Linked DNA regions of Mus musculus: region 1 is linked to region 2. The links are chromatin contacts, found by Hi-C in ENCODE. All regions are on one chromosome and are shown on one strand. Each heading gives the region's core, a stretch centred on a gene start or an enhancer-like site at or near the end of the contact. The rest is flanking DNA. Distances are from core to core; before and after follow the strand shown.

Region 1 (5,059 bases), core at 345-2,844, 1.3 Mb before region 2:
ATGACTCTCTGTCTACATGTGTCTCTGTGTGTGTTGGTGGTAAGACAGAAAATAACTCAAAAAGCCCCCACAGAGGCTGAGCTCAGAGGCAATAATTATTCTCGAGAAAAAATCGCTGAATTCCCAGGCCTATGACAGGTGCCTGTTGGTAGAAAGACCCGCTTTTAACAAGCTTCAGGCAGTTCGAGCTGGTTTCTAATTGGGGTTCTGTCTGGACCGACTCTTTGGAAGGACTCTGTCAGGATCACTTTCCTTCATGGGCTATGTGGGTCCTGAGTGTCTGATTCTGCAAACCAACAAATGTGCACCTGGGTCAGCAATAAAAAGTGGGTCTTAGCAGTCCAGCTCCCTTTTTACACACATGCCTCTTCAGGAGGCTTTAGAGACAGCCCGGTAGCCCATGGCAACTAGAGAGCCAATGAGTGGCCACGGATGTGGCGCTGCTATGGCAATGAGCTCTTTTCCCTGGTAATAGAATTGAGTAGTGGATGGAGAAAGGCCTGCACCTGTGTGAGGCTGGAGACCACCCCTCCCCCACCACCCACACAAGAAAACCCGAGTCTCTCTTAGGTCTGCCCAACCAAGTATCCAGGAACAGGAGGTTGGTCAATGCTCTTGAGTGCACGTGAGCGTGTGTGAGAGCAATTCTCTGAATTGTGAGCTAGTTCCACTAACAAGCATCTCTGAAAGGTACTGAATAGTACTTATGAGTAGGTAATACGGTGTATTCCTATACGCACAGATTTGAATGTATGCACCTGTGCAGCCCCCAAATTAAGGTCTACTGAGATATATGGGTACATGTAAGCTGCCATGTGGCCTGGGTTCTAACCATCTCAGCAAATCCATGCTTTGGGGATATGAACTGAACAGCAGGGACATATTTGGCCCAGCGCGCAGATGCTCTGTTTGTGTGCAAGCGTGAAGATGCAGGGATGTGTGCGCACAAGCTATCCAGACGCATGTCCTGGGTGCTGGGCCTAGGGGGCGGCTGGCTCACAGCAGTTCCTTTCTCCATGTGCCACCCGACTCAACAAGGCTAGAGATCTTTTAAGAAGCTTTGGGTGTTGAGAAGGGTGGAAAAGGGCAGGTGGCTTTGAGGCCCTCAAAGTTGGGATGGAAAAGCCCGGCACCTCCAACCCGCGCTCCCGGTGTTGGAAAGGAGACTGAGGGAGCAGTACCCTGCCTCCAGGCCAGATGGCCCCGACCGACGCTGCATCCCGACTCGGAGGATGGTGGGTGCCCTGGCTGCGCGCTCCCGTCCTCCTCCCCGCCCTCAGCGTTGGAATGGGGGTCCGAACATGCCCTGGAGCCGGGGAAGCCGGGCCCGCGTACCTGTAAGGAATCCAGTCGGAATGCGGCTTGGAAGTCATGTCTCCCGGGGGCGGGGCGGCGGCTGCGGCTCCGGTGGCCGGGACCGCTCGGGGCTGGCGCGGGGACCCTGCTCAACTCTCGGGCCGCCCCGGGCCGCATCCTCCCCGGCCCGACCGCTGGGCCCCGCCGAGGCCCTCTCTGCACGCCAGGGCCCCGGCCGCGGGCTCCCAGAACGGTTGTCTGTGCGCGGTGCAGCGCTCGGGAGAGGCGGCGGGAGTGCGCGGGGCACCGGGAGCGCGCGGGCTGGAGCGCGCCTGAGGCGGGAGAGGCAGTCCGCACCGCAGGCGCCGGGTCTCGCGCCCCAGGCTGAGCCCTGCGTGGCAGCCGCCGCCCCGCCCCTGGCCCCGCCTCGACGGAGACCCCACCCTGGCCGGTGGATGCAGACCGCGCGGGATGCCCACTCTCTGCCGGAAGGATGCTGTCACCTAGCCTCAGTTTCTCCCTCTAGGACCTCAGCTATCCCTCAGTCCTTGACTATCTCAGATTTACCCTGGACTCAACTCAGGGAGCCTCTGGTCTGAGTACTGACTGAGTCCCTGTTTCCTTCTCAACTTCCCATTTCATGTGCCTGCCTCCATAACCTTCTGATCTTTAGTTAAGTAAACGGTGTTTCCTCTGCCTGGGTCATTCTTTTGGACCTTACGCTTCCCATCCACGTTTCCACAACCAAGGGAAGAGTTCTGTTTACGGTTGCACTCCAGGTCCTTAGAAAGTTGGAGCATTAGCGGGCACAACAGCTTTGACAAGCAAATATTTTATCCCTATTTCCCAGGGAATGAAGTCTGAGAAATGGCTTGACCGAAGGGCAAGGAACAAGGAAGTGTTGGAGCTGAAGTTGAACCAGGGTCTCTCATCTCTCAAAGCCCTTTTGGAGGGCAGCAAAATCTCAAGAAAGATCCTCCTAACCTTGAATGCTGCTGAGATGGCTGTACAGAGGACCTACATTTAATAACAGGCAGGGGAGGGAAAGATGGAAGATCCATAATAGGGCTAGATGGAAGAAGGGAGAGGCCAGGTATCCAGCAACGTAGGAGGCTGGAAGGCCAGCCTGAACCTCATAATGGGGATCAGGGAAGGGACTACTGATGAACACAGACCCTATACACTCCTCAAGTGTACCTTAGGCTCAGCAGCACCGGATATGCAGTAGAGCCTCCATGGAGAGATATTCTGGCAGCACTGGGAGGAGTGTGGTAATGACCCCCATGTTTAGGGTGGGTCTCATCTTACTGCCCTGGAGCCAAGCCAGAACCTGCCCCTGGGGCTTATTCCAGCTTCTCAGCCTTGTCTGACCCATAAACTACAAATACAATAATGATGATATATGGACTGCTTGGTGAGCTATCAGGGGTTGGGGCTTTGTTAGGTGAGATTTAAATAACTTCATTAACGACTGGCCTAGGAACTGTATATATATATATATAGATAAATAGATAGATAGATAGATAGATAGATAGATAGATAGATAGATAGATTTTTTTTTCAGCAGAGGAAATGAAGCACAGAGAAGACAAGCACAATGCTCAAGGCTGCACAGGTAGTCCTCGGTGAAGCCAGCATTCACATACTAACTCCCAGTCCACAGTCTCCATCCTCTGCTTCCCAGTAGTCCATGTGCTGTGCATGTGTTTACTCTTAAATCCTTATCTGTCTAGAGTGAGATCTTAGCTCCCCAAACCCTGTTCACTTGGGTTATTTATTAACCTCCTAAGGGCTATTACTGTCATACTGGACCTCCCAAGAAAATCTCCCAAGAGTAGGGTGCAGTGTAAAGCTGCTGCCTGGTCTTCAGAGCAGCAGAGGGCTAGTTTGTCCCTCCTTCCCTGGAAGCCAGAGGACAGCAGCAAAGCTACTCCCCCAGAGGCTGCTGTCCTTTAGGCCGAAGACCTGAAAAAAGGGTGTATGAGAGGCACTGACCCCTAAACTCCCTGTTGTCCATTCCACCTCTGACAAAGTTATAATTATTTGCTATCTACCTCTGTAGGATGACAAGCGTCTGGAAGACTTCCCCATCAATACTTTGCGGCTGTCTTTTCCCCTTTCTTTCCAAATTCTCTGACACCTTAATGCAATCAGAATTAAGTTGGAAGGTCTCTGGAGCCTGAAGTAATTGAATCTATTAAACAGACACTCCTGGCTCTGTCCTAAGGGAGCAAGATCTGGAGGTAGAGTGAGGTGCAGAAATGAGATGCTTTCCATGGCTTCTTTTTCTGCATGGGCTATGTGAGCATGTGGGATTCAGAAGAGCCGGGAAGCCTGCCAGTGCATGGATGAGTGTGTGTGTACCCAAGAACATGTATGTACATGAGATGTGGGAGGACCAAGAACCTGTATGCTATGGGGAAGCCAAGGATTTGTAGGCCAGTGCATATTTTGTGTGTGTGTGTGTGTGTGTGTGTGTGATATTCAAGAGAAAGGGGAAATGTGTTGCTGTTTCATGACTAAGTATGTACACATGAGATATGAAAAGCTATTGGAGACTCAGTCAGTATATATGGTGGGGAGAGGGAGGGAGGGAGGGAGAGAGAGAGAGAGAGAGAGAGAGAGAGAGAGAGAGAGAGAGAGCGAGCATCGGAGTCTGTGAGCCCCTCTACAGACAAAGAAGATCTGCACAAGAATGTTGGTGAGATATGTTTTTTAGAAACTGGTGGCAGGGTAGGATCTGGATGTTCTACAGGGTTTGTAGTGTTCACACTCAACTCACAACTCGTGGAGGGTTTCCCACTTGAATGATGACATCACTGGCTCACTTTTTTAGTTAACCCCAGTGGCTGAATCAAAGGGATGCTCTGGAAAGCCATATACAGAACATTATAGTTGACTGCCGACTAAACATTATACATTCTTACAGTTGAGTTATATAAGTGACTTTGAAGAAGGTCATAAGCTTTTCAAATTTATCCCCAGGAACAAGGTCATCTCTACTTAAACCCTTTTACGCAGTAAGCCCGAGATGCCTTCCTCACCACTGGTCTAAATACCGTTAGCATGGGGTATTTGCTGGTATTTTAAATTCTTGTTATACTGTAGGCATTTTTTAAAAAGACAAACTGGAGTCAGTCTGTAAGGGGGTGTGCCACCTAAGCTTGAGGACCCCAGTGCCAGCTCTCCTCAGCAAGATCCATTCCCCCAGATAAGAAGACCTGCCATGTAGAGTCCTACATCATCTATGCTTAGTTCAACAGTTTATGAAACGAGGCCACCTCTTTCAACTGTGGAAGCAAAGGGGTATGAATAATAAATGAATATGTGCACAGGCTGAACTCTGCCTTGTGGCTTGGCATTGTGATCCTGCAGTCTGGCAAAAGCAATTCAAATCAATCAGATGTCTACTAGACATTACCAGGTGTAAGGCTGATGCAGGGGTTGGTGGCTGTGGCAGGGATAAGGGGCAAGACCGCTCTCAGGAAATTTTCACTCTGGCAGTATAAACAGGGAAAAATGATGACTATAGCAGTAACTGAGTGCTTGCAAGAGTAGACCAGAGGAGGGACAGTCAATGAATTTGGAAGTAGGAAGATCTTCTATGTATAGAAAAGGGTAATGGTTGACTTGGGCCTTGAAGAGTGAAAAAGATTTTTTTTTATAGATCGGAAGGAAAGGAAAGGGGGGAGATTAATAGTTACCAAGAGACTATGAATACCAGCTATTATATCTACCCCAAACTAGGTATCATGAGCAAAGT
Region 2 (4,965 bases), core at 1,113-3,612:
GGGGAAAGCCCCAGGGAATCTATAGCTGAGACCTCTAGCAGTGTTGGACATGGAGCCTTCTATAGCCAGGCAGGACTCCAGTGGAGAGATAAGGACAGCAACCCATCCACAAAATCTTTGGCATAAATTGTGCTGTGTCTACAAGATGTGCAGGGACAAAGATGGAGCAGAGACAAAGGGAATCACCAACCAAAGACTGGCCCAAATTGAGACCCATCCCATAGGCAACAACCAATCCCTGACACTATTAATGATAGTCTGTTAACTTACAAACAGGAGTCTAACATAACTGTCCTCTGAAAGACTCAACCCAGCAGCCAGTAGAAACAGATGCAGAACCCTACAGCCAAACTTCAGGCAGACTTATGGAAGAGTTGGGGAGAAAATTGAGGGATCCAAAGAGGACAGGAACTCCACAGGAAGACCAAAGGGGTCAATTAACCTGTACTCTTGGAGGCTACCAGACACTAAACCACCAACCAAAGAGTGAGCATGGACTGGACCTAGGCCCCCAACACATATGTAGTAGACGTATAACTTAGTCTTCAGGTCTTCATGCAGGTCCCCCAGCAACTGGAGCAGGCACACCACTAAACCTGTAGCCAGCCTGTGAATCCTATTCCCCTAACTGGGTTGCTTTGTCTGGTCTTAGTGGGAGAGGATGTGCCTAGTCCTGTAGGTGTGCCATGGTGGGGTGATTCTGGGGGTAGGGGGATCCTCTACCTCCTCAGAAAAGAAGAGGAGGGGGAAAATGCTGCAAGGAGCTGTGAGAGGAGGGTTGGGGGAGGAGGCTGATATCAGGATGTAAAATGAATAAATAAATTGATGAAAAAAGAAATATACTATTTAATGATAAAAACAAAGACATTATTTCTTTGCCATCATTCTTTAGCACATAAATATCACACTGGTATCTCTTCTGGGCTGGATTGTGTCACAGGGTTTGTTTTTTAAAATTGCTGTTTGAGCTACCAACTTGAATTTCATAATATATATGAAATTTTGCTTGAGATTGGGGCAGAATTTCAAGCAACTTCTGACAAGCCCTAAACATACTTCTGTCTTTTTTCCTATGTATGTACAAAATGTTGAGTTTCAGCATCAACAATTATATATATATTTAAAAAAATCTATGAACTCTGAAAAACATTGAAGATTCCTCAACTACCTTGTGTGGAATCAAATATTCAGCCAAGATTTAGTTCTTCTTGTAAAAGTAAGGAGTATATTCATCTCATTACTGTGTGAATTGATTTCATCTATAATAATGGGAAACTATTTATATAGCAAAGATTATTTTAAGACTTGGAAAAATGACTCAGCAGTTAAGAGAACTCACTCTTATAGAGAAGTAGAATTTGGCTTCCAGCATCCAGACTGGGTAGCTGACAACTGCCTCTAACTTCAGTTCTGGGGACCTGAGGCTTCCTAGTCCTGCTGTTGGGGGTACATGTCTCTCGTTGGAGCTAATGATTTGATGCAAATACCTTCATGAAATACCATTTTACAATCTGGGCTTTCCCCCTCTCTATACCAGAGACTAAAAACTCAGGGACTCGCACAAGCTAAGGTAACCATGTCCTGTATCTCAGTCCTTTGCTGCTGTTGTTGTTGTTGGGCTGGTGTTTGTGTTTTTTTTGGTTTTTCGAGACAGGGTTTCTCTGTGTAGCCCTGGCTGTCCTGGAACTCACTTTGTAGACCAGGCTGGCCTTGAACTCAGAAATTCGCCTGCCCCTGCCTCCCAAGTGCTGGGATTAAAGGCGTGCGCCACCACGCCCGGCTTGTGTGTTTGCTTTTCAACTTTAAGCTAGTCTTACTAAGTTGCCAAAGTTGACCTTTAACTCACTATGAAATGAGTTTTCCTTTTGCCACTTGCAAGCGTGGAAGAGGAAACCAAGGTTCTGAAATGCATTGTGAAGAATCTTCATAATCTGAACTTCTCATCCTGCCTCTGAGAGTCCGGTCCGGTCTCCCACTAAAGACTGGCTGCAGTCACCCCAATCCTGCAAACACTTGGTCCTGGGAGGCTAGGGTAGCAGCTCAGGAAGCATGTTAAATAAGATATGCAGTCTTCCTCTAGGCTGCAACTCTTCTTCAGTTTGCATTGTAAACAAGTTTACAGCAACCCCTTCCTTCATCTTGCCAGGCTCTTAACAAGCTGGGGAGGCTGAATTTTCCTCAAGGCTGCTGACATGCGCAGGAAAGTCAAGAAGCAGAGGGATCCCTGCATAGGGATCTTGGAGATAAGCCCCATTCCCACCCGGCCAGCTGCAGAAGCGCCAGGCTAGTCCTGTGCCAGAGTCATGTGACACAGAAGCTCGAATCCGTCGCTATGGGGCAGGAGTCAGCTCCTCAGCGGCCACTGCCGGATGTTTCATCATCCCCACCATCAAAGGCACTGTTCATCTCGAGGATAAGTCAGGCATCTCGCTCCAGGTGAGTTCTGCCGGGAAAGCGCGGGGCAGGAAGGAACCCGGGGCTAGGCGAACAGCCGCAGGCGGTGGCCGAGGCAGGATTCACGGGCGGTTTCCCAGCTGGTTGGGACAGTGGGCCTCAGGGCTAAGCTGCAGACTTTTCTGCAACAGGTTGGGATGAGAACAAACTGGCCTAGTGAGGGAGGAGCTGGGTGGAGTTGAGGGCTATTATAGGGAGGTTGGCCACGCCTCTTACAGGTATATGTTTGCCTCAGTTACTCATAGGAAGGTGCTAGTGAGTCCCCAAGCCACTCACTGCTCCACTGCTCCAGCGGAATCCGAAGTGAGTGTGGCAAGTCTCTAGAGAGGTGAGCTCTGTCCCCAGCCTTGCTGTTAGCTGGTAAGGATCCCACAGTCATTCCCCCCAGGATGGAGGCAGATGACCAATGAGGGCCTGGAGACACTAGCACTCTGGGATAGGTGTCAAGCCTGGTCCAGGGGTCTTCTTGGACCTGCAGCTAACCTCTGCACGCTGGTCCCAGAGAGAGCCTTCTGTATTAATACCTTTCTCTCTGCTAGTCCTGTAAGACATAAGATCAGCCAGGCTTAGAGCTGCCTAGCCCAGCATGGGTGAAATCTGAGGTCTGTCTTCACACTGTATCTGCCAGGACCAAACCTGTCACCGGGGCCACTGCGATTCTCATAGCCCTGAAGAAAATGAGTGTCAAGAAGAAAGATCTTATCACCTTACAGGACCCTGAAGCCAAGTACCCGCTGCCCTTGATTGAGAAGGAGGTAGTGGGTCACCTAAACCTCCCTCTGGTTAGGTGAAAGGGGAGGGTGGGGGTGGGGGAGAATGCTAGCTGGGGATATGAGGTGATCAGTCACCTCAGGACCAAATGGAGCACCTTTCTAAAGATCTGGACCACAAAGCAAAACTCCTAGAGAGTCAACAGAACCTGCCTACCTCTTTCTTCTTCTTCTTTTTCTAACCAGCAAATCAGTCACAACACCAGAAGGTTCCGCTTTGGGCTGCCCTCACCAGACCATGTCCTGGGGCTTCCTGTCGGTGAGCAGTGCTTGGTGACATGTCCAAGTCTGAGTGTTTGAGTACTTGGCTCCTATTAGCAATGGATTCCCATTCTTGTGGGATATGGAGGGTACACTGATATAACCCTGGACCACATGAATGGAGGGAATAGGCAGCTGGACTTGAGGACAGTGTCCCCATTGTCCCACTTGGACTGTCACAATAGTAATAGCTTGAGGAGCACTGATAAGACGTAAGCTTAGAGTCAGGAAGTTTAAGATCTCCTTAATGGCTCCTGTCCATGCAATTTAAGGCCAGTCCCTCACCATCTCTGACCTTCTTCCATCTATAGTATTTCCCAGGCTTTTCTGCCTACTTCAGGTATAGTGAGGGTAAAATGAATGATGGATATGAAAATTCAGAAACTTCATTGTGTTGTTCAGGGATGACAAGAACAGATGTTCCCTTGCAGTCAAGGCCCAATATACATGGGAATCACTAGCAGTGCAAATGCCCTAACTGGATGGATTATCTGAGGGGTCCTGAGACCCACTTGAGGAGGGACTCACTGTGGAAACCAATCCCAGCTGACCTCTTGAATTGTCCCGCTTCTAGTTTCATCAGTAACATCTCTAGACAGCTCATAAGATGAAAAACCTAAGGAACAAAGGTGGGACTGAGAAGCCCTTCCCCTTGTCTCCTAGAGGACAGCCTTACTAATGACCTACTTTTAAAGAAAGCTCTGACTTCAACTCTGCCAAGTGATGAGATTATAGTCTGAGGAGTCCTGCCGGGCTCCCGAGCCTGCTTGCTGTCCCTCACTCCTGTCACTGGGCGTTCCATTCCTCTGCTTAGCCTCTGTCATCACCCTGTTGGGAGGCAGCATGAAAGCACAAGCCACTTGAGAAATAGAATTTGTAGAAACTTCTCTGACCTGCTTTCTCTTCAGCCACAGTGGAAGCTGTGTGGTCAGAGGGACAAGGCAATGTAGTGCCCTCTAAGAGTCTTGATAGGAAAACTGGATGCCTCACAGCTCCACTAACACAAAGATGGGAGGAGGTGGGACCCTGGGACCCGGGACATAGTTTCATTCTGTATGGGGCTGCAGTGACAGACTTTCTAGGTCCCCAGTTTCAGGTGAGCTCTCAGAAGGAAGCTGCGGCTTCAAGCCTGTGTTCTCAAGTGACCCTGGTGTCCAATCAGGCTATGTCTATAAGTTTGCCCCTTAGCCCCAAGGGACTCCACCAAGACCCAGATTTACACTGCTTAACATTATGAACTAGCCCCTATGCCCTCAAGCATCCCAACTCCCCTTCTTCCTTTTTGCCCCCTCTTCATCTCTGTCTCTCTGTGTGTGTTTCTATTTCTACCTGTAGTTCTAATTTCTCAAGCACACTTAATTTCTACTTCATCTGAACCTGTCCTGGAACCTTCTTTTGCTTCTAGCTTTTAGCATTCCTTGATGCAGTTCCTCCCCTCAATACTAATTGCCTTGGTCCCTGAAGTCTGTCCTTCAATCTG

Evidence for each region. Hi-C counts contacts between places; a loop is a spot of excess contacts on that map.
Region 1: a map of gastrocnemius shows a loop between it and region 2 (6-fold over the local background). The contact joins the promoter of Tub here to the promoter of Cyb5r2 in region 2. A Hi-C loop is called at or near these places in 1 of 37 maps with a recorded cell type or tissue (gastrocnemius).

Annotation. Positions count from the first base shown.
Region 1 is chr7:109,007,415-109,012,473 of GRCm38, reverse strand. Tub (tubby bipartite transcription factor) reads right to left here and starts at 1,594. Exons shown (of 12, transcript NM_021885.4): 1 at 1,336-1,594. The coding sequence starts at 1,373.
Region 2 is chr7:107,755,429-107,760,393 of GRCm38, reverse strand. It overlaps Cyb5r2 (cytochrome b5 reductase 2), which reads left to right and starts at 2,362. Exons shown (of 9, transcript NM_177216.4): 1 at 2,362-2,436; 2 at 3,083-3,209; 3 at 3,411-3,483. The coding sequence starts at 3,132.